Linked DNA regions of Homo sapiens: region 1 is linked to region 2. A link is an interaction called in ENCODE POLR2A ChIA-PET data of the cell type or tissue named here. Cell type or tissue: GM12878. All regions are shown on one strand. Links, peaks and the distances in the headings refer to the core of each region. The heading gives the core; the rest is flanking DNA.

Region 1 (15,617 bases), core at 7,840-10,339, 89 kb after region 2:
TTAATGCCATTTTCATTTTTTCCTAGTCCCTTTCCTGGTATATATCCCATCTCAGTCATGATTTTTTGATTTGCGGGGCTGTATAATGGAGCAGGCATAGTGATTTCCGCACCCCGTTGTTGTAATAAATCTCGACCCCACAGATTAAGAGGAATCGAAGTAGTCATTGGCTGAACAGTACTTTCTTGATTATCTGACCCTAAACAATGTAAAATCTTAGTACTTTGATACACTTCTGAGGCTGTGCCTACGCCGATAAGTCCTATAACAGCCTTTGTTTAGGCCAATTTTTTGGCCACTGATTGAAAGCAATGATAGAGACATCTGCTCCAGTGTCTACTAACCCTTCAAACTGTTTTCCTTGAATAATGGCCTTACACACAGGTCTGTTTTCTGAGACCTGACTTGCCCAATATGCAGCCTTTCCTGTCGGATCAGTGCTTCCAAACTCTCCTATTCTTTTTATTTTACTATTTCCAATCTTAATATAAGGCAGGAGTAATAACTGAGCAATCCTGTCTCCTGGACAGGAGGGGGGACTTCCTCCAACACAGGCAGTCACTGATGTCCTAGTTCAAATGCTCCAGGGGGAACAGTCCATTACTCACTGAGGGAGGCAGGCTTTCCTATTTTCTGTTTCAAGCTTTTGATCACAATGGAGCAAATGATCACAATGCAGCCCACCAGGATGCTGGTGATGCTGAATCCAAAAAGTAGTCTGGAATTGATCTGTGCTTTTCTCTGATTCCCAAGGAAGTTGGCTTCCTGGGTCTGTGGGGGTAAAGGCAAGCTGGTGTGAATGTTTCCAAGATGGGGAGGGGGAAGAAAATCCCTGGGGAGAGGTGAAGAGGGCAAGATCAGGATGATGGCATGATGGAGGTCAGGGCAGGGCTCAGTCTCCCAGAGGAAAAAGGAAGAAACCAGGGAGCCAGGATGAGGGAGTAGATCTAGGCAGAATACAGAGGGAGGAGCAGAGAGGTGGCCCTGGAGAGGTGCAAGGGCAAGCAGATGGTGAAGAGGGAGGAGGCAAATCCCCGAGAAACACGAAGAGGTCCCTGGGGAGAAGCAGGGCATCGGCAGGAAAGAGAAAGAAGATCTGGGGACAAAGAGAGTTGGTAGCTGGGTGGTGCCCATCCTGAGGGAGAACACCAGAGCGGGGATTGCCAGCAGGACGCAGAAGAAGGATACGACAGCGAGCAGTAAATAGTCTCTTTCTGGAGGACACAAGGGCATCAGGGTGACTGGTTGCATTGGGGCGAGCAGCTGCACTGGGATGAAGGGCTGCATGGGGATGAGTGGCTGCATCGGGGTGACCAGGGACTTCAAGTCCCTGGGGCTCATTGCAGTAGCCATAGGCCTTGGCCTGAGGAGGAGATGCTGGGTGAGTGGAATCTGCAGACAGGGGTCATGGGGTCCGGGAAGGGGACATCTGAGTCCCCAAGCAACTGAGACCACCCAAACCAACCCCTCTGGCTAGAAAGGTACTGAAAGTTGACACTGTCCCAAGCCAGGGGACAGCGCTCCAAGCCAGAACCCACCACAGCCCCGTGCTCCTGTAGAGTAGCCTTGCTGGCTCTGGAACACCCACGCCACCCTCCTCTAGCCTCTCACAACCCCCTCCCTGCTCCCCTCTGGCTGTTGCACTTTCCTCCTCTAAACTCTCCCTACCCCTCCTTGCCCCGCAAACTCACACACCCCCACTGTTTTCTCAGCCTCCCAAAGTGCTGGAATTACAGGCGTGAGCCACTGTGCCCGGCCTATTTATTTATTTTTTGTAGAGGTCTCACTATGTTGCCCAGTCTGGTCTTGAACTCCTGGCCTCAAGCAATCCTCCTGCCTCGGCCTCCCAAAATGTTGGGATTACAGGCGTGAATCACTGTGCCCAGCCACTCTTCCTTTTTGTTGTTGTTGCCAGTTTGAACGCCTGATGGGTTCAATATATAGTGTGTGGATCTCACATCCAGATTGAATATAAGTATAATGGGCAGATTTATCACTATTAGGAGGCTACTGTACATTAGGCCCAGGCTGGCCCCTGAGGGCCACATGGTAACTAAGGCAGACAAGACCATAACTCAGATAGAATAATAGTCTCCAATCCCATCCAGGTTGCTGTGAATGCCATTAATTCATTCCTTTTCATGGCTGAGTAGTATTCCACCATATATATATGTAAAATCAGTTTCTTTATCCACTCATTCATTGATGGGCATCTGGGTTGGCTCCACATTTTTGCAATTGCAAATTGTGCTGCTATAAACATGTGTGTACAAGTATCTTTTTCACATAATGACTTCTTTTCCTTTGAGTAGATACCCAGTAGTGGGATTGCTGGATCAAATGGTAGTTCTACTTTTAGTTCTTTAAGGAATCTCCACACTGTTTTCCATAGTTATACTAGTTTACATTCCCACCAGCAATCAGGGAAATGCAAATCAAAACCACAATGCGATACCACCTTATTCCTGCAAGAATGGCCATAATCAAAAACTCAAAAAATAATAGATATTGGCATGGATGGAGTGAACAGGGAACACTTTCCTTGAGTTTTAACTCCAGACTGGCTCCTTTGCTGTTTTTCTGGTGGGGCTCTTACCACATTTCCCACAGCCATTGGCTGTGTGCTCCTGCATACTTGGATGCTCCTCTCCTGCCTGGGCCCCACCAGGACCCCTGAGATCCAGGAGCCGTGGCTTTTGGGGGCTGGTAGAGAAGAAACAGGGAGCTACGTGAAGGCCAATGGCAGAAACCAAGAGAGTTTCAAGAAAGCAAGAAAGAGAAACCAGCTCTGAAAATAGCAAAAGGAACAACGGGAAAAAATAAAATAGTTTCATGTAACCTAAAAACAGACATTGAGTCTTCGAATCAAATTGAAAGCACTTGCTAGCGTCAGAGGCATGTGAACCAGAGCAACTCCATCTTGAATGGGGCTGAGTAAAATGAGGCTGACGTCTACTGGGCTGCATTCCCAGACAGCTAAGGCATTCTAAGTCACACGATGAGATAGGAGGTTGGCACAAAATACAGATCATAAAGACTTTGCTGATAAAACAGGTTACAGTAAAGAAGCCAGCTAAAACCCACCAAAAACAAAAAGTGGCGATGAGAGTAACCTGTGGTCATCCCCACTGCTCATTATACACTAATTAGAATGCATTAGCATGCTAAGAGACACTCCCACCAGCGCCATGGCAGCTTACAAATGCCATGGCAACATCAGGAAGTTACCCTATATGGTCTAAAAAGAGAAGACATGAGGCCAGGCACGGTGGCTCACGCCTGTAATCCCAGCACTTTGGAAGACCAAGGCAGGCAGATAGGGTCACCTGAGGTCAGGAATTCCAGACCAGCCTGGGCAACATGGTGAAACCCTGTCTCTACTAAAAACAGGAAAAATTAACTGGGCATGGTGGCACGCACCTGTAATCCCAGCTACTCGGGAGGCTGAGGCAGGAGAATCTCTTAAACCCGGGAAGCAGAGGTTGCAGTGAGCCAAGATTGTGCCACTGCACTCCAGCCTAGGCAACAGAGCGAGACTCCATCTCGAAAATTTAAAAATAAATAAATAAATAAAGGGGAATATCACAAGCAACGTATGGCAACAAATTAGACAGCTTAGATGACAGCTAAAAATTCTTAGATGAATTACCAAAACCAACTCAAGAAGAAATAGAAAATCTGAATAGATGTATAACAAATAAAAAGAGATTTGTAATTTAAAATACTCCCGCAAAGAAAAGCTCAGGCCTAGATGGTTTCATTGGTGAATTTCACAAAACATTAAAGCATAAATAATATTAATTCTCTACAATCTGTTCCAAAATATGGAGAAAGGGAGCACTTTCCCAGCTTATTATATGAGGTCAGTATTACCCTAATATCAAAGCCAGACAGTGGCATCTCAAGACAACTAGAGACCAATCTCTTTCATAAATATGATATAAAAGTCATTGGTAAAATATCAGTAAGCCCAATACAGCAATATATAAAAAGGGTTATACACCATGATCAAGTGGGATTTACCCCAGAAATGCAAGATTGGTTTAACTTCTGAAAATCAATTAATGTAACACACCATAGTAAAAGAATAAATTTTATTCATTTATTTTAAAGATGGGGTCTCACTCTGTCACCCAGGTGAGATTGCAGCTCACTGCAGCCTCAAACTCCTGGGCTCAAGCAATCCTCCTGCCTTGGCCTCCCAGAGTGTTGGGATTACAGATGTGAGCCGTTGCACCTGCCCCTGTAAAAGAAGACACTTTTTTTTTTTTTGAGATGGAGTCTCACTCTGTCGCCCAGGCTGGAGTGAAAGACTAATTTCCGGGTGGGCGCGGTGGCTCACGCCTGTAATCCCAGCACTTTGGGAGGCCAAGGCAGGTGGATCACGAGGTCAGGAGATCGAGACCATCCTGGCTAACACGGTGAAACCCCGTCTCTACTAAAAAATACAAAAAAATCAGCCAGGCGTGGTGGCGGGTGCCTGTAGTCCCAGCTACTCGGGAGGCTGAGGCAGGAGAATGGCATGAACCCAGGAGGTGGAGCTTGCAGTGAGCCGAGATCATGCCACTGCACTCCAGCCTGGGCGACAGAGCAAGACTCTGTCTCAAAAAAAATAAATAAATAAAAGAAAAGAAAGACTAAATTCTTCCTGGCTAAGATAGGGAACAAAACAAGAATGTTCATTCTCACCACTTTTATTCAACAGTATAGTGGAGGTCCTAGCCAGTACAATTAGTCAATAAAAAGAAATAAAAGGCATCTGGGTTGGAAAGGAAGAAGAAAAAACTGTTTTGACCCACAGTTGACTTAAATTTGCTTGTAGAAAACTCTAATGAATCCACAAATAACTACTAGAAGAAATGAGTCCAGCAATGCTGCACAAGATCAATATCCAAAAATCAATTGTATGTCAATAAGCTACCAATGAACAATCAAAAAATGAAATTAATAAAATGAATTCATTCCCAATAGGATCAAAAAGAATAATAAATTCAGGCTGGGCGTGGTGACTTATGCCTGTAATCCCAGCACTTTGTTAGGCCGAGGCGGGCAGATCATCTGAAGTCAGGACTTCAAGACGAGTTTGGGCAACATGGTGAAACCCTGTCTCTACTAAAAAAAAATACAAAAATCAGCTGGGCATGGTGGCGGGTGCCTGTAATCCTAGCTACTTGGGAGGCTGAGGCAGGAGAATTGCTTGAACCTGGGAAGTGAAGGTTGCAGTGAGCCACGATCGCACCACTGCACTCCAGCTTGGGTAACAGAGAGAGGCTATCTCAAAAAAAAAAAAAGAAGAAATTCAATTAAAAAAAGTAATAAATTTAACAAAAATACAAGAGTTGTACAATAAAAACTATAAATCTTGGCTGGCGGCGTGATGGCTCACGCCTGTAATCCTAGCACTTTGGGAGGCCGAGGTGGGCGGATCATGAGGTCAGGAGATCGAGACCATCCTGGCTAACACGGTGAAACCCCGTCTCTACTAAAAATACAAAAAAATTAGCCGGGCGTAGTGGCAGGCGCCTGTAGTCCCAGCTACTCGGGAGGCTGAGGCAGGAGAATGGCATGAACCTGGGAGGCGGAGCTTGCAGTGAGCCGAGATCACGCCGCTGCACTCCAGCCTGGGCAATAGAGTGAGACTCTGCCTCAAAAAAACAAACAAACAAGCAAACAAACAAACTATAAATCATTCCTTTAAAAATTTAAAGATCTAAATAAATGGAGTGGCATCCCATGTTCATGGTTTGGAAAACTCAATGTTAGCAAAATGGCAGTACTCCCCTAATTGACCTAAAGAGTCAATGCAATCTTTATCGAAACCTCAACTGGCTTGTTTTTTTTTTTTTGCAGAATTTGACAAGTTGATCCTAAAAGTCATGTGGAAATGAAAAGGATGCAGAATAACCTAGCAATGTTGAAAAAGTAAAATAAAGTTGGAGGACTTCCAGTTACCAATTTCAAAATTTATTCCTGATTACAAAGCTATAGGAATAAAGACAGTGTGGTACTGGCATAAGGATGGACGTATAGCTCAATGAAGCAAAATTGAAAGTCCAGAAATAACTTTCATATTTATGGTCAAGTGATTTTTGACAAAAGTGGCAAAACCATTCAATGTGAAAAGGAGATCCAACAAATGGTGCTAGAACAATTGGATCTCTCTCTCTCTCTCTTTTTTTTTTTTTTTCTTTTTGGAGATGGAGCCTCGCTCTGTCACCCAGGCTGGAGTGCAGTGGCATGATCTCAGCTCACTGCAACCTCTGCCTCCCGGGCTCAAGCAATTCTCCTGCCTCAGCATCCCAAGTAGCTTGGGGCTACAGGTAACCACCACCAAGCCCAGCTAATTTTTGTATTTTTAGTAGAGACAGGTTTCACCATGTTGGCCAGGCCAATCTTGAACTCCTGGCCATTATTTTCAAATGATTCTCACATGCTCTGAACCCCACTCATTCATCATTATTATCTCTTTTTTTTTCTTGAGACAAGGTCTCCCTCTTGTCCAGGCTGGAGTAGAGGGGTGCGACCATGGCTCACCACAGCCTCAAATTCCTGAGCAAAAGCAAACCTCCCATCACACCCTCCCAAGCAGCTGAGAATACAGAAGCCTGCCCTCAGAGCCTGATATATATATATATCTGTCTAAAATATATACATTTTTTTTCTAGATACATGGTCCCACTGTATTGATCGGGCTAGGTTTCACTATCCTGGTCTCATGTGATCCTCTCCCCTTAGCCATTATCACCTTATAGAGTGCACATTTTGTTCCATGCACTGTTCAATACCACTTACATACATTAATTTAATCCTCACAATGAAACAAGAGAGAAATAATTATTATTCTCATTTTAAAGATGAGAAAACTGGTACACAGAGAGGTTGCACAAGGTGATATTGCTAGTTAGTGGCATGGTGGGGATCCAAACCTAGGTAGTCTAGTTCCAAGGTGTGTTTATTCAGCCCATGTTTACTGAGCACCTACTACTATGTGTTGGGCTCTGCTCTAGGTGTTAGAGCTATAGACAGTATAAAAGAACTACCTCGCCCCCATTAAGACATCTCTCCTGGCTGGGCATGGTGGCTCATTCCTGTAATCCTAGCACTTTGGGAGGCCAAGGTGGGTGGATCACTTGAGGTCAGGAGTTCAACACCAGCCTGGCCAACGTGGTGAAACCCCATATCTACTAAAAATACAAAAATAAGCCAAGCATGGTGGTGGGCACCTGTAATCCCAGCTACTCGGGAGGCTCAGGCAGGAAAATCACTTAGAACCCAGGAGGTGGAGGTTTCAGTGAGCCAAGGTTGCACCATTGCACTCCGCCCTGGGCAACAAGAGCAAAACTCCATCTCAAGAAAAAAAAAAAAAAAAGACATCTCTCCCATATCTCTCTCTTATTGAGACATGGTCTCTCTCACCTTTCCCACCAAAAATTTTTTTTAAAAAAACAAAACCCTTTCATCACTCAGCCCCCTCAAGTTATGGATCTGGTTTTTGGTTTTTAATTCCAGAGACAAAAAAGGGGGCAGAACATAGACCCATGCTACCATCTTGACAGAGTCTCCATTTCAGTTCCATACGCTCAAGTCCCTCCTATCTTTAAAACAAACAAGCAAAATCATCATTCTCACCCTTTTGCATCTACCCTAGTCCTGCCTTTCCTGGCTCTTCATAGGCAAACTTTTTTTTTTTTGAAACGGAGTCTCACTCTGTCACCCAGGCTGGAGTGCAGTGACACAATCTTGGTTCACTGCAAACTCCACCTCCCGGGTTCAAGCAATTTTCTGCCTCAGCTTCCCAAGTAGCTGGGATTACAGGCACCCACCACCACATCTGGCTAAATTTTGTATTTTTAGTAGAGACAGGGTTTCACCATCTTGGCCAGGCTTGTCTTGAACTCCTGACCTCGTGATCCACCCACCTTGGCCTCCCAAAGTGCTGGGATTACAGGCATGAGCCACTGCACCCAGCCATAGGCAAAATTCTTGAAGCAAATGTATACACTGTCTCCAATTCCACACCTCACACTCAATCCATGGCTCTCTGAAACCAGGTGTTGGCTTACAACATTCCAGAAACTGGAACCCATGTTCTTCTCAGCTGTGGCACTGCTCTCCTTACTCTTTCGCCTCCAAGCTCTTGGAAGAAATGTCTACATTGTCTATACTACCCCTTTCTTGCTCACTGCCTGGATCCCTGCAATATGGCCACTGCTTCTGCTGATCCTCTGATACTGCCCTTACCAAAGGAGCTAATTCATTCCCGCCTTCAGAGCTGGAGTACATGTCTCAGGGCTTGACACACTTGTCCATGTACTTGTTTCTAAGCCTGTCTTAGTTTGTTTGTTCCACTATCCAAGGGACTTGCCAGCAACCAATACACATGCTTCATCTCACCCAACCTTCACTTCTGTCTTCCCCCACCTCGGCGCCCCATGTTCTGTTGTCCTGGAACATCCACTTGGTCCTTTGAAAGGCTCTGAATCAATTTCCTCCATGAAGAATATCCTGACTTCTGGATTGCATGTGTTGTCACTGTTCTTCTAACTACTTCTAGGTCCAGGACTGGTCTTAAATACCCAGGTTGTGTCTTGGACTAGCCATACTAAGGTCTACATTTGTGGACTGCACAGTGTCACCTCCCACCCACCCCCAACTTCCTGAAAAGTGGCTCCTCAAACCCTCTACTCCCCTAGAACCACCAGCTAAAGGAAGCATCAGCTAAAACCCCACAGTATTAGCATTCATTAAAAGCTCCTACCTGAATCAGCAATTACTATGGTATTTGAAAATGTTCTCTAATGGTGCATAACAAATTCCCCACAGGTATTAACTCACAGTTCTGTAGGTCAGAATGGCTGCTTCTCTGCTCAGAATCTACCAAAGCTAAAATTAAGGTGTCAGCTGGGCTGGGTTCTCATGTGGAGCTCAGGATCCTCTTCCAAATGAATGTGATTACAGCAGGATTCACATCCTTGCTGTTGCAGTACTAAGGACCCCGTTTCCTTGCTGGCTGTCAGCTGGGAGCCATTCTCAGCCAGAGGCTGCCTGGATTCCTCCCTACGTGGCCCTGGTGACATCTTCATGCCAGCAATGGAGACCTTTGCTTGCCTCCAATCCTCTCACACCTGAAACCTCTTTTGCCAGGAAGACTCAGTCCTTTTCAAGAACTCACCTCATTAGGTGAGGCCCCCAGAGGATATTCTTCCTAACTTAAAGTTAACTGATTTCAGACCCTACCTACGTCTGCAAGACGCCTTCCCAGCAGCATACAGACTAGTACTTGACTGAGTGACTGGAGAAGGAGTGTGTACACCAGGGAGCAGGAATCTTCGGGTCATCTCAGAGTTCTGCCTACCACATTGGGGATTTCCTGTTCCATCGTTCCATTAGGTTGTGTTCTACTTTAAGAAAGATCTTCCCCCTTTTCCCCTTCTTTCTCTATTCTTTCCTTTTTTCTTTCTGTCAGCATAAACCAAGGAATTCTTTTTTTTTTTTTTTTTTGTCATTTTTTCTTGAGATGGAGTCTCACTCTGTCACCCAGGCTGGAGTGTGCAGTGTGATCTCGAATCACTGCAACCTCCGCCTCCCGGGTTCAAACGATTCTCCTGCCTCATCCTCCCTAGTAGCTGGGATTACGGGCGCCTGCCACCACACCCGGTTAATTTTTGTATTTTTAGTAGAGACGGGGTTTCACCACGTTGGTCAGGCTAGTCTCGAACTCCTGATCGCAGGTAATCCGCCCGCTTTGGCCTCCCAAAGTGTTGGGATTACAGGCATGAGCCACTGCGCCCAGCCGGAATTCATTTTTAATTCAAGACTTTACAATCCACTTCTGACACTACTCATTTTCCTCCCCTCAGTAAATCTCTTACTCTTACTGGGCGTGTCTAGTTTCTCTCTTCCACAACTCCTGGGAGACCCTCCTGACATCGCCCATCCGCGCAGGCTGCAGAGAGAGATCAGTGGGAGGAGGAGGAGCCGAGAGCCACCACTTAGGCTTCCAACCAATCCCTACCAGGGTGGGCGGAGCCCACTTCCTGATTGGCTGCACTCTCTGTGTCTTGGGGTGGGCGAGAACGGCGGGGCCACGCCCCCTAACTAGGCAGCCAATCAGGACGTGGGGTGCTGGTTTCTCCATTGCGAAGCTTCAGCCTTTGATGGTTTGGGTCCTGGGAGTCTGGTTAGTACAAGGGGAAGCCTAGTGGGTCTGGCGCTCCGTTTTCAAGACACTCGGAGTCCGTCTTTGAGGGGAAAGGTCATGGCCCTGAAACCACCTTCTGCCACCCAGCCTGCTCCCAACGCGCCAGCTACCCCAGACGCCCCCCCTACCACAGGTGATCCAGGTGCTTCAGCTGCCCCAGGTTCTCCCACTACCACAGGTGGTCCAGGTGCCCCAGCTGAGGTGCCCCAGGAGCCGCAAGAGCCTACACAGACACCAGAGGAACTAGCATTTTACGCCCCAAACTACCTATGTTTGACCATCTTTGCTATACTTTTATTCCCTCCATTTGGATTGGCAGCTTTGTACTTCTCTTATGAGGTAAAATAATGCCCAAGTCATAGCCCCCGTCCTTTTTTTTTTTTTTTTTTCTTTTTGAGACCCAGTCTCACTCTGTCCCCCAGGCTGGAGTGCAGTGGTGCAATCTCGGCTCACTGCAATCTCTGCCTTCCCGGTTCCAGCAATTCTCCTGCCTCAGCCTCCTGAGTAGCTGGGATTACAGACATGAGCCACAGTGCCCGGCTCATTTTTGTATTTTTAGTAGAGACGGGGTTTCACCATGCTGGCCAGGCTGGTCTCGAGCTTCTGACCTTGTGATCCACCCGCCTTGGCCTCCCAAAGTGCTGGCATTACAGGCGTGAGCCACTGCACCCAGCCTACCCTGTCCTCCATTTGGCCCCTGCATCTGCTCCTATCCTGGGACCTGCATAGGGGCTTTCCCTCAGTGACTGCAGGTCTCCAACCGTTCTCCCCAGGGTTCCTGGACACAGAAACCCACATCTATGCTTCCACCCCTACAGACTATGAAGGCCAACCAGAACAGTGAATGGGAAGAGGCTTACATCAACTCAGGCCGAACTGGTTGGTTCGGTGCATTCGTGGTAATGATTGGCTTAGGCATCATTTATGGCTTGGTCCTATATTAATGAAGTCTAGGCATAGCAACCCAGGGGTCCGCTCCCCAACCGAGCCACTCACCAAACACTAACCAGCCAAGTCAGCCATCAGGCAAGAAATTCAACCGCTGAGACATCTAGCCAAGAAATCCTCTAACCAAGGAACTCAACATTCAAGAAACCCACCAACCCAGGAACACACAGACCACCTGCCTGTGCTACTTCAACTCACTCAGCTCCAGAGCTGTCTTCGTTCACCCTAGGGGTCCACACTTCATGCCCTAGATCCCTTTAGCTCCTTGACACTGGGCTGTTCTTTCAGAGGAATTTTAAACCAAAAAACTGGAATGGAATGTTCTGGTTTCCTGTGGTGTGTGTGTATGTGTGTGTGTCAACATGCCCATGATTGTTTTCTGGGTCAGTGGTCAGTATCTGTGTTTCCCTGGAGCTGTTTCCTAGACTGTGAAAATCAGAATGTCCCAATGGGGAAGCCCACAGACATAGAATTCAGGCAGATGTCAGTTAAAAACTTACCTCTGACACTGAAAAACTGTATAGCCCTGAACAGATACTTTTCTTGAGCATAGTTCCTTTGTCTCTAAAGCAGGCATAATTGCCAATGTGGGGATGATATTTAGAAATCTGAACTGATGTTTATTCTCTAGGGGTCTTCTCATTTGAGCTGGGATTGGAGATGTCTAGTGTCTCAGAGCAGCAATAAGAAAACAGAAACCTCTTCCAGCTTCTGACATCCAAATGTCAAGCTCTTAGGAGAAGAATGGAAAGTCCTCAAGAAATGCAAATAGCTTTGGCAGAATAGCTGATGAAGACCACCTCTCCCCCCTCCAGAAAGGCATTGGTTCCCCATTCATGGAAAAGGGAATGTAGAGAGAGATTAGACAATAGTACATCCATAAGGTTCCTGGAATCTGCATCTGAGGAAGAGGGGCGTCAGAGACCCCAGCTGTTATCTATAATCCCTCCTCACAGATAAGGCCTAGAGAGGCTCCAAGTTCTCAAAGAAGATATGCTACATGGTGTAGACATTTACAAAGAAATGACCTCAGACAGCCAAGGAGGATACCCCATGGCCCAGCCTAGTGAGAAGAAGGTGGGTTCCATAGGAATCCCAAGTGCCAGGTGGAGACAGAACTGTAGAGGAAAACTAGGGATAAGCAGGGAGCCATCGTGCATGAATCAAAACAGAGATCTAGACTGACACCATGGGCCACAGACACCCCGGGGCTGCCTCTGATGCCCAAGCTTCATGGACAACCCCAAGTTCAGAACCAGATGAATATTTAGCACAATATTTAGCAGAACTAAGTTTCCACCACCATGGAGAATGGGGATTCTCAGTAGAAAGTCAATGGAGCTGCTGGGCAAGAGACTGCTCACTGTCCCCCAGAGCCCATCGCCTCTTTGTTCTGGGAACATTGCCTGGCCACGTCTCAGAGGTTCCCCTCTGCAGCCATGAAATGTGCTTTGGTCCTGTGGAATGTGAGCAGAACTGACATGTACCACAAACAAACCTGGCTTTTCAATGTCTCCTGGGACACTCCTCTAAACTCCTCCTCCCCCGGCCAACGGGGCAAGGGATACCCATGTGATGATTTAGAAGGCCACATGTTGTAGACGTGGCAAAGCCCCCATTAGCCTGGGTCCCTGAACCATTCTAGGAACAGCCTCCCTTCCCCCAACTGCCTCATGTGGTCAAGCAGAAAATAGACTACCATGTTGACAAATGACATGCTTGGCCTGTTTCCACAGCCCAATCCACCCAAACCAGTGCAGATGCAGGAGAATAGAGTTCTATTTCTTGCACATCTGGGATTACAGCTTCAAGTTCATACCCAACAGAGACATCCATCTTGTTGGGTGGTCTATAGGAAATAATAATAGAAGGAAACAACAAAGGCCCTAGTCCACCTTAATTGTAATTGTTGTGATGCTGAGTTTGTCTCCTCTGTGGGCTTGGGTGTCTGGGCAGATCTCATGTGTTTGTGGGACAATGCTCTGGGTTATGGGGATGCCTGCAGATAGGATGATGCCTAATTGTCTGTCATGTTAGCAGATCTAGAGGGTTAGCCATCCCTGTCCCTCTCCAGATCCAGCCCAGGCTGGGCCTGTCACATTCAGCTGCAAAGCCATGTCAGGTTAGGATGGTCCATGTCAACATCAGCAGGCAGACCCAAGTGTCACCTTCTGCTACAGGCCTTGGAAAGCCAGCCAGCCTCCTCCACTTCAGCTCCCAGACTTCATCCAACCTGAATTTCACTCTCGGGTATCCAACTGGTATTTAGCACCAGGTAAACACAAAACGAGGCCAGGCACAGTGGCTCGTGCCTGTAATTTCAATGCTTTGGGAGGCTGAGAGAGGAGGATGGCTTGAGCCCAGGACTTTGAGACCAGCCTAGGCAGCAAGTCGATAGATAACTCTTTTCTACAAAATTTTTCAAAATTAGCCAGGCGTGGTGGCACACGCCTGTAGTCTCAGTTACTCAGGAGGGTGAGGTGAGAGGATCACTTTAGCCCAGGATTTTGAGGCTGCAGTAAGTCATAGTGATACTACTGCACTTCAGCCTGGGGGACACAGCTAGACTTTGTCTCCAAAATAAATAAATGTAAAAAATAAGGCCGGGTGCAGTGGCTCACACCTGTAATCCTAGCACTTTGGGAGACTGAGGTGGGAGGATCACCTGAGGCCAGGAGTTCGAGACCAGCCTGGCCAACATAGTGAAACCCTGTCTCTATAAAAATACAAAAATTAGCCACTGTGGTGGTGCGTGCCTGTAATCCCAGCTACTCGGGAGGCTGAGGCAGGATAATCTCTTGAACCCGGGGGTGGAGGTTGCAGTGAGCAGAGATTGCACCACTTCACTCCAGCCTGGGCGAAGGAGTGAGACTCAACCTCAAAAAAAAAAAAATCTTATCTGACTTTGATTGCATTACAATCAATTTAGTTATCAGTTTTGGGAGATTTAGCATCTTTATGATAAGCCTTCCTATTCATAAATATGATATATCAAATAGGACTTGTACATCTTTAGCTTTATTTTATGTATTATAAGCAATCCTTTTTTCCATTACATAATCTAAATTATTATTGGGGTAGAAGAAAGGTATTGAGTTTCCAATGTTGATATCTTGTGTGGCAAACTTACTGAACTTTCTTGGTGTAATAATTCATCATTTTACACACTTACATTGTCTATGCTAAATTTGAATTATTTCTTAACAATTTTAATACCTCATTATATATGTATTTTTTTAGTTCCTGGGCTAAACCTTTCAGCAAAATATGAATTAGCATCATAATCTTGTTTCCATCCTTGTATGGGTTAGTTCTATTGTTTTACTATTAAGTCAGGCAGTTGATGTAGATTTCTGATAAAAATTTCATCTTTTTTTTTTTTTTTTCTGAAGCAAACTCTGGCTCTGTCACCCAGGTTGGAGTGCAGCGGCACAATCTCAGCTCACTGCAATCTCCGCCTCCCAGGTTCAAGCGATTCTAGTGCCTCAGCCTCTATAGTAGCTGGGACCACAGGCACGCACCACCACTCGGGGCTAATTTTTTGTATTTTTAGTAGAGATGGGATTTCTCTATGTTGGCCAGGCTGGTCTTGAACCCCTGGCCTTAAATTATCTGCCTGCCTCAGCCTCTCAAAGTGGTGAAATTACATGCATGAGCCACCGTGACCAGCCAAAATTTCATCAATTTTGTTATGTTTTCTTCTATTCCTGGCTTGCCAAGATTTTTTAAATTAGAATTTTATATTGAGGCTAGGCACAGTGGCTCATGCCTGTAATTCCAGTACTTTGGGAGGCCAAGGAAGGAGAGTCATTTGAGGCCAGGAATTTGAGACCAGCCTGGGCAACATAGCTAGATCTCGTCTCTACTGAAAAAAGAAAAAAAAATTAGCTAGGCATGGTACCTGTATTCTCAGCTACTCAGGAGGCTGAGATGGGAGGATAACTTGAACCCAGGAGTTAGAGGCAGCAGTGAGCCATGATCACACCCTTGTACTCCAGCCTGGGCAACACAGCGAGACCCTGTCTCAAAAAAAATTTGTGTTGAATCATATTAAATACTTTTCAGCATCTATTAACATGATCATACGAGATTTTAATTCAATCCTTTAACAAAGTTATTCACAATGAACCATTCTTATACTCTTGGGAAAACCTTACTGGGTCACAATCTATTATTCTTTTTTTTTTTTTTTAGAGACAGAGTCTTGCTCTGTCGCCCAGACTGGAGTGCAGTGGCACGATCTTGGCTCACTGTAAGCTCCGCCTCCCAGGTTCACGCCATTCTCCTGCCTCAGCCTCCCGAGTAGCTGGGACTACAGGCGCCCACCACCACACCCGGCTAATTTTTTGTATTTTTAGCAGAGACGGGGTTTCATCGTGTTAGCCAGATGGTCTTGATCTCCTGACCTCGTGATCCGCCCGCCTCAGCCTCCCAAAGTGCTGGGATTATAGGCGTGAGCCACCATGCC
Region 2 (8,937 bases), core at 6,435-8,934:
AGTGGGTTTTTACAGCAACCTTTTGTGGTGGGAATTGTCATCATCCCCACATCACAGAGGAAGCGGAGGCCGAGGGAGCTGAAGGCGTTCGCATGAGGCCATGTGAGAAGTCAGTGCAGAGTCAGGAGACGCGGGCCCCAGCTCTGTCGCTGACTTTGCCTTCTAAGTGCGGGTGGGCCTCAGTTTTTCCATAGAGGATGAGGGGATTCAAATAAAATCTTGACCGATTAGCCTCTTCCTCTTCTGCAATTGTCCTTGGGGCCCTGCTCCTCCACCACCATCTTAGGAAAACACGGGTAGCCAGGACTGGCGCCGGGGGAAGCTTTCTTCCGTTGACAGCCCATTGGGCAGCATCCAGGCAGGACAGTCACTCCCTCCCAGAGATCAGGAACCAACCCATACATTTAAAGCCAAAATGTGTGGCCACTACCCTGGGATGACTGCAGACAACCGAGGAGGGCAAGGGGCGCCGGAGCACTCACCTCAAAGAGGGCGTGCCAGTTCAGGAACTCATCAGCCTTAAACGCCTGAGGAGGAAGAGAGACAGCAGAAGCAGGTCAGCTCCAGGGGAGGCCAGAGCTTAGCCCCCAGCCCTCTGGAGAAGGTGAAGGAACCGTGGCAGCTTTGCAAGCTCTCTACCAAGGCGTTTATCCCCTCTGTGATGAGGGTATTCGTGGGGGTAGCACCAGAGAAGCGTACTCACAGATCGCAATTTGTCGATGTTCAGGAACGGGGTGTTAAAGGCCTAGGCAGAAACGCAGGGTGTTAGGAAAGTTGCTAAGAAGCAAAAAGAGAGAGAGGACAGACTCGTGGCTGGAGGGCCGGGGAAAACAGACGGCTTACCTCGGGTCGTGACGCATAATTCTCAATGGTGCTTTCTTCCTGGAAAAGGAGAGGGAGAAAAGGCGGCAGGGGGTCACGTGATGCCAGGGCCCTTGCCCACATCCCTGTCTGCCAGCTCTGCCTTCATCCACAGCCCAGTCCCCGAAAGAACGCAACCCATTCCCCACCATGGTCTCCGTTCCAGTCGCGCACATGGTTGGCGGATGTGCAGGGTGAGGAGGGGGAATTGGAGAATGGTACATGTAAGCAGTGTCACCATGGGCAGCAGGCAGAAAGCCTGGAGCCGAGCATTCCTCTCCGGAAAAGCTAGCTAGTGCTGTCCTGCAGTTGACTTAAGTCTAAGAGGTGGGGTGTTCTGGAGACACCCACGCTCAGTCCGTATAGCTGGATGGGAAAGATTTGCGAGCAGGTGGGAGCCCAGCTGCTGAGGTGACCCGCCTGCCTCTCACTGATCGAGGTTGCTTTGCTTTGTGGATTTATTGCCACCACTGTTGGAGGTTCCATAATCCCCCTCCATGGGGACCCCACCCCAGGCCTCAGTGTGTCCCATCGTGTCTTCCCCATGACAGAGCCCAACACGGAGCCCGCAGGCTGGATCCAGATGCTTAGATCTCATAAAAATTTGGTCATTTGTTTTTTGGTTTGAATTAGACATTTTGAATTAGTAAGAATTCATAAATTCATCCAGATTTCTAGTTTCCCCTGAAAAATGTAAAACTCTAGGCACATCTTCCCAATCCATGGCGTCAGGTGGGGTGAAAGCTGCCCTTTCAGACTGGGAAAGTTGGCCCCATTTCACCTCAGGCCCTGACAGCCCCCCCAGCTCAGTGACACCACTGGCTTGGTCCTTAGCAGCTGAGCCTGTGCCCCTGTCTTAGACTTTTAAATCCGGAATAGGCATCAGGATTCCTCTCTGGCTGAGGACTGGATGGTAAAGATTCTCACTGTGGCCTATGCTCCAGAGACAGCAGGGAGCCACCCGTCACCTGGGCACCACTCCCAGGGGCACAAATGAAGCAAAGAGGAGCTAAGCAGGGGTGTCTCCAGAACACCCCAGCCCCACTCCTCTTTGAGTTAAGTCAGCTGCAGGCAGAACTAGCTAGTTTTTTGCTTTGCTTCACCCTCTCCACCTGCTGCCCATGTGGATGCAGGCCTGGGTTTGGAGCTGCTCTGCCTCACATTGCCGTTCTCCAGTTCCCCCTCTTCCCCTGCACGTCCCCAGGCATGTGTGCAGCTGGAACGGAATGGGTGAACACTCTTGAGAGCCCATGGTGGAGATAGTCTGAACCCAGACCACCCACTCAGTCCCAAGGTTCAGTACACGAGCCTCCCCAACACACTTCACCATCCCTTCCAGAAAGAGGAGCATCTCTGTCCCAAATGTCTCCCCAGGGATGCTCTGTTCCCTCCTCCCTTCCTCAGAGCCCCAGTTTCTTCAGCCCCCATCAGAATCCAAAACTAAGAGCCACTTATCCAGGAATGGACAGGAGGTAGAGAGATGGAGGGGTAGGTGGGTAACACGTATAAGAATAAAAATGCAGGTGACGTGCTCACCTCAGGACCACCCAGGGTGGCTCCCTGGGCAGAGTGGAGCACCAGGAGGGAGAGGAGCACCACGGCAGGAAGGACCGGGATCTTCATGGCGTCAAGTTTGGGGTGCTCTGAGGCGGGGCCTCAGTGCTTGCTCTTTATATTGCCAAGGAGGCAGATGAGCACAGAAATGGGGTCCCCACCCCACTGACTCACCCCCAGATCTTGTCGCCCACCCCCGGGGCTCTGGGAGGGGGAGGCATGGACTGTTCCTCATTTGCCTCGGATTTCTCAATTCGCATTCTGCCCCAGGCACGTGGAAGGTAACACTGCAATGGGTCTCTTCATGCAGATGGGGCTGGGACAGAGACAGGTTGGACCTGTCCCTCCAAGGGATTGGCAGTGGTACCCAAGCAACCTCTCCTTTTGTCTTTGTCTCTTTTCGTTATATCCCTCATTCCTCTCTTAGAATTCAGGCTTTTTCTTTTCTTTTCTTTTCTTTTTTTTTGACAGGCTCTCACTCGTTGCCCAGACTGGAGTGCAGTGGTGTGATCACAGCTCACTGCAGCCTTGACCTCCCAGGCTCAAGCAATCCTCCCACCTCAGTCTCCCTAGTAGCTGGGACTAGAGGCACGCATCACCTCACCTAGCTAACTTTTTTATTTTCTTGTAGAGATGTTGCAGCTTTTTTTTTTTTTAATTTTCTCGTAGAGATGAAAATGTCTCGCCATGTTGCCCAAGCTGGCCTCAAACTCCTGGACTCAAGGGGTCCGCCTGCCTTGACCTCCCAAAGGACTATAGGTGTGAGCCTGCGCTCCATGCTCATTCAGGCCTTTTCTTCCACCCTACCAAAATCTATGTAAACTCTTTAGCTTGGCATTGAAGGTGGTCCATGCTCTGAACTCAACCCACCTTTATAACTTCTTCCTTTACTAGCTTTGTACATACCTCACATTCTGGCCAAATTAGACCCCTTACCAACTATATCCTTCTTTTTCCCTCTTCAAAGCATCCGGCCATGCTGTTCCTTATTCCTAACATGGCCTTCTCTCATCTCCAGTTCTCAGAACCCAACACTCATCTTGGATGAAGCTTCCCAGATTTTTCCTGCAATGCCCAGTCCTTCTCTCCACACCTTTCCTTTCACAGAATTCCCATATTCATTCGTTTGTATGTCTCTGGCATTGTATCTAAGTAAGTCATGTTCTCGCCTTGTTTCCCTTTTAGAGTATCAAGTTCCTTGAGGTCAGGAGCTGTATCTTGATCAGCTTTACATCCCCCTAGAACCATGGCTCACACAGAACCCAGGTAGAGTCAGCATTGGTCAGATATGATACGTTAGACTTAGTATTCAGGCATCCTTCAGCCACAGTGTACATTTTCCTTTCATGGGGCTGAACCTTTCCATTTTCCAACTGCCCGTCTTTTACTCTTGGGTCTTCAGAGAAATGACTGTCTTGAGCTAAGATGACAAGGAACAGGGAACAAAAAACAGCTCTTAGGGTGCCCAGTTGGAGATGGGATCCAGGTACCCTGAACCTGGAGTGCCCACTCCATGTCATTGCCCTAACCCACCTTGCCCCACCCCCAGTTTGGAAGTTGGATCACCTCACTGTGACACAATGTCCTAGTCAAGCAGCCTTCTCCACAGTGAGGTTCAGGTGGCCAAACCGGCTCCTGCTGTAACAGGGAGGGGCTGGGACATGGACCGGCGCTGTCAGGGAAAAGCAAGACCTTATCAACACAACCTGATGCAATGCACGGTGGCGGTGGCCCTGGGTGGGAGGGCTGGACGGCATCCATGAACAACCTTTACGAACCCCAGAAGCTGGGCACCTCAGCTCCATCCTCACGCTGCCCCCACACCCCAGTCCCAGACATCCTCTTCAGCCTCCTCTGATTTTATAATGGCAGCTTCCCCTTTGCAGAGCTACCTGAGGGAACACTGCTTAGAGAACACTCCCTTAGCCCAGATGGCCACACAGTAGTGGATGTCACAGAGTTGGTGCTCCTGGAGGGGACGAGTTAGAGAATGACTGAGGTGGGTGGAGCACCTCCCAAAAGGTTTTCTGGAGGACACAAGTTCTGTGTAATGAATCCTTGCTAATTAACGAACAGTGACTGAAAAAGCTCATTAGCCACCATTCCATCCGCATAGGGTCGACTCCAGGGAGTGAAGAATCAGACAAAAGAGAACTGATGTTGTATAACCAGCTACGATTTGACAGGCGGGTGAGGGGACCCAGTGCCAGTTTTGGCCTGGGTGATCTAGAGCATCGGTCAATCCAACGCTGTCTTCTGTTTTGCTCTAGAGTCTAATCTGTGATTTTCCTTTGACAATAAATTGCCCTCCCTATGTTTTCCTCTCCACCCGATGGTATTGATAACAATGTTAGCTGAGTTACTGAGGCTTACTATATGGCAGACCTTGTACTAAGTGCTCCAAATACGCGATCTCATTGAAATGTCCCAGTGATTCTGACACAGGTGGGTACTATAATTATTCACATTCTATAGGCGGGGGAACCACAGCATATAGAGGTTAAATAACTCACCCCAGGTCACACAGCCAGAATGTGACAGGACCAGCATTAGAACGCTGGGCTTCCAGAGCCTGAACCTATATTGCTCCTCTCTATGCTGGACAGGCTATGTTACAGCACATGTAACACCCTGTGTGAATTAGACCCATGTCCTGAGAGTGGGGGGCAGACTGCATCGAACCCCCACAGGTCCCCTTTACAGTGTCCATTGTGGTGCATAGCCTGCACCATCAGAGGTGGCAGCCCCAAGCATAGGTGCATTCATTTAAATGAATCAAACTGCACACTCTTGACAAAATGAAAACGAAGAATGAAGGTTAGTGGCATCAGCCCCCGAATGAACCTGTGATTGCCTCCGTTTCCAGATGCCTCCAGTAGTATAATCATCTTGCCACACCAAGTATGTGTTTACAGATAGGGTTCCGTTTCTGGATCTAGTGTTCAACATTCTGCTGTTTAAAAATAGGTACTTTTTGTATCATACCTCTAAACACAGGCCAACTGCTTTGTGTGCTCAACCAAAGAAATTCTCTTCCTATGCTGGAAAAAAAGCTGTCTGTGTTGGACTCATGATTTGTTTCCACTTGGCATCTTCCTGGCACCTTCTGAGGGTAGTTTTTTGGGGTTTTGTTTGTTTGTTGTTTTTTGTTTTTGAGACAGAGTCTTGCTCTGTTGCCCAGGCTAGAGTGCAGTGGTATGATCTCGGCTCACTGCAACCTCCACCTCCCAGGAGGAGTGATTCTCCTGTCTCAGTCTCCCGAGTAGCTGGGATGACAGGCGTGCGCCGCCACACCCAGCTAATTTTTGTATTTTTAGCAGAGACGGGGTTTCACCATGTTGGCCAGGATCGTCTCAAATTCCTGACCTCAAGTGATCTGCCTCGGCCTCCCAAAGTGCTGGGATCACAGGAGTGAGCCACGGCGCCCAGCTAGTTCCATCTTGACGTGATTTTTGCTGTAAGCGGCCAACTTTAGAAGCCAGTGTCTCTCTCCAAACTCCTCCCTCTTCCTCCATCTACGCTGCCTGAGTAGTTTGTGTTCCCTGAGTTGGGTTGGGCAGATGGGGAAAGAGAGGGGCAGGGAGTTCTCCCTGGGAGAGGGTCCCAGCAGTTCAGGTGATGGGCTGCAGGAAAATCTGCCCGATACGCAGCTCAGCTTTGGATGAATCACGGAGGGTTAATGGAGTCAGGCAGCCGCAGAGACTGGCTCTGCAACATCACATCTCCAGGTCGGCTTGACTTCCTAGCTCCCTCACTGAGAATACCAGTAAACCTCTGTTTTCCCACAGGCCTGCCCCCACCCCACCCCAAATCTGCCAGAACTTGAGTGTGGGTAGGAGGCGAGGCCCAGCCTGGATTGCCCCATTGTGAGACACACCTAGGGCCTGGCAGCCAGCCTCCTGGGTCTAGGGAGGGAGTGGGGATTCCAAGAGAGAGACACTAGGTTTTCGGGGCCTTGGCGAACACTAGGTGGGAAGCCGGGAATCCTGGGAGAGAGAGGGGACTGGGATGTGGAGTATTAGGGGGCAGAACTCAGGGCATCCCTGTCCCATCCCTTCCTCCCTCCGTCGGTGTTGTCACAACCAAGAAAGCAGCCTCATCCACCAGCAGGTGTGGTTTCTTCCTTTGCCGCCCACCCTATGTGCCCGGTGCTTAAACCTCTCCCAGGAAGTCTTCCTGGATTGGTCCCACTTAATTCCAATCCCTCTCTCCATTGGCTAATTTGTAAATATTTATTTGGCTCTTGGTACTGGGGGCTGTAGATGGACAAAAGACCTGCCCTACAGATCCCATGTCCTAGCGAAGGAGACATCATAATGTAACCAAAAATAGATACGCAAACAAGATGACTTCAGAGAAGGACAGGTGCTGCGAAGAAAACGGGGCCATATGATGCTGACAGGGTTTCCTTGGTCGATGGCCTGAGGGCCGAGTGCGGTGGCTCGCACCTGTAGTCCCAGCACTTTAGGGGGCTGAGGCAGGAGGATCACTCAAGCCCAGGAGTTCCAGACCAGCCTGGGCAACATGGCAAGACCCCGTCTCTATTAAAATACAAATTTTAAAAGGTGGCCCAGGGAGGGACATTTGAAATTAGTCCTAAAAGCAGATGAAGCTCTGGCTTTCTGAAGACCTTGGTAACAGCCGCCCATGTTCCCTGATGGCCTGTGCCAGTAGGCCCAGAGGGACGTTAGAGAGGGAGGCCAGGCCCATCGCATAGAGCCGTAGTGAGGAATGGGGATTTTATTCCAGGGCTAATGAGAAGCTGGTGGTAGGTTCCGAGCAGGGGCTCCTTCTAGGGCGTTGTGGAAGAACGGGATCTAAAGAATAAGATGGAAGTTGGGGATTCAGGAGGTCACTGGAGGAGCCCTGAAGGGAGAAAGGGGTACCCACCCTTCACTGGAGGGCCCCTCATGCCAGGGGACCTTAGCCTGCCTCGGGTGTCACTCTAAGCTTTCAAGAGCCGCTTTCAGCTCTTTGGGCCAAGAACATCTCACGAGCCAAGAACCGTGTTGCTCACCTCCGCGTCTCCCCCGGTGCCTCAGTGACTGGGCTGAGGAGACTTCAGCTCCCCACGGGTTTCCACCCCCACCCACGCTCCGGGAAGCTCTCTGTGCAGCGAGGACGGAGCGTCCTCCCTGGGAGGGCCCCGCGCTCTCCCCCCTGTGGCCTCTAGGAGGTACTGCAAGGCCCTCCTATGGCGTTGAACTCCGGAGGACAAGTGCAAACCAGCATCAGGATTTCAGGACCCAGGAGAGAAGGGAGGCCAAGCAGAGGAGCGGCCCTCCCAGGCAGGCCGACTGGGTCAGCTCGGTCTCCTCAAGTCAGTTTTGGGCCGGGTTTCTTTCACGTATACATGCACTGTTTGAGGCCCTGTGCCTGTCCTGTGGGTGGAGAGTGACCTAGGCAGATGGGGGCCATGCCCTCAGGGAACTCAAACCTGGAGGGAGTCACTTAGGCTGGCAGGGCGCCTCCTGTCCACCTTTTACTTCCTGTCCCCTGCAGGGATCCCAGGGGGACAAAGGGGTGGGGGATCCTTAATCCGGGCATGTTGGACCAGCTTGGTGGGACTTAGGGGCTCCTACTGCAGACCCCCAGCCCAGTCCCAAGGGCTCTTCAGCGTGGGATAAGCCTGGCTCAGCCTGCGCCGCAGCCTCTCCTGTTTCATTGGTACAGTGATGGGGTGGAAGTGTTCTGCCTCCCTCCCTCTGCATCCTGGAAACACAGGGCAGTCAGTGCCCGTGATAAGGCCCTGGGTTAGATCCAGTGCCCCCAACTTCCTAAGCGCGTCTCCCCAACCACGCCCCCATCCCCACGGCAGCCTGTCCATGTGGAGAAGCACAGTCTCTATCAGCACCTCGCTCCTGTTTCCTGCCCTCTCCCTGACCTTCTGGGACTGACCTCCCGTTTTGAACAACCTCTTTCCCCCTGCTCCTGACTTGAATATTTCCATTGTCGCTTTTTCAGGCCAACAAAACACCTGTGGCTGCTTCAAGTGCAAAAAGAACAGTACTCAGGCCGGTCGCAGTGGCTCACGCCTGTAATCCCAGCACTTTGGGAGGCCGAGGCGGGCGGATCACGAGGTCAGGAGATGGAGATCATCCTGGCTAACACGGTGAAACCCCGTCTCTACTAAAAAATACAAAAAATTAGCCGGGCGTGGTGGCGGGCGCCTGTAGTCCCAGCTACTCGGGAGGCTGAGGCAGGAGAATGGCGTGAACCTGGGAGGCGGAGCTTGCAGTGAGCGGAGATCGCGCCACTGCGCTCCAGCCTGGGTGACAGAGCGAGACTCCGTCTCAAGAAAAAAAAAAAAAGAACAGTATTCAAGCCGGGCATGGTGGCTTCCGCCTGTAATCCCAGCAACTTTGGGAGGCTGAGGCGGGTAGATCACCTGAGGTCAGGAGTTCAAGAACACCCTGGCCAACATGGTGAAACCCCATCTGTACTAAAGATACAAAAATTAGCCAGGTGTGGTGGCGCATGCGTGTAATCCTAGCTACTCAGGAGGCTGAAGCAGGAGAATTG

Evidence for each region. ChIA-PET counts read pairs that join two places held together with the same protein. Peaks named below come from ENCODE experiments on the same cell type or tissue, not always from the same donor. Only the 100,000 strongest peaks of a DNase experiment are listed, where the experiment ranks them.
Region 1: POLR2A ChIA-PET joins it to region 2 with 9 read pairs; 3 of 35 experiments call an interaction of 5 or more read pairs at or near these places.

The regions. Positions count from the first base shown.
Region 1 is chr19:35,576,002-35,591,618 of GRCh38, forward strand. PMIS2 (PMIS2 transmembrane protein) reads left to right here and starts at 10,172. Exons shown (of 2, transcript NM_001395412.1): 1 at 10,172-10,540; 2 at 10,975-11,295. The coding sequence starts at 10,259. The coding sequence ends at 11,145. It overlaps LOC124904704 (a long non-coding RNA gene), which reads left to right. Exons shown (of 2, transcript XR_007067243.1): 2 at 5,851-5,955. In GM12878, for the core only: no CTCF peak of the experiment used is centred there; no DNase peak of the experiment used is centred there.
Region 2 is chr19:35,487,959-35,496,895 of GRCh38, forward strand. It overlaps LOC124904703 (a long non-coding RNA gene), which reads right to left and starts at 8,490. Exons shown (of 2, transcript XR_007067242.1): 1 at 7,433-8,490; 2 at 6,634-7,232. KRTDAP (keratinocyte differentiation associated protein) reads right to left here and starts at 2,506. Exons shown (of 6, transcript NM_207392.3): 1 at 2,398-2,506; 2 at 844-882; 3 at 704-745; 4 at 483-527. The coding sequence starts at 2,484. RefSeq lists an enhancer at 6,888-7,834. In GM12878, for the core only: a CTCF peak has its summit at 7,580 (motif pointing right); a DNase peak (open chromatin) is centred at 7,566.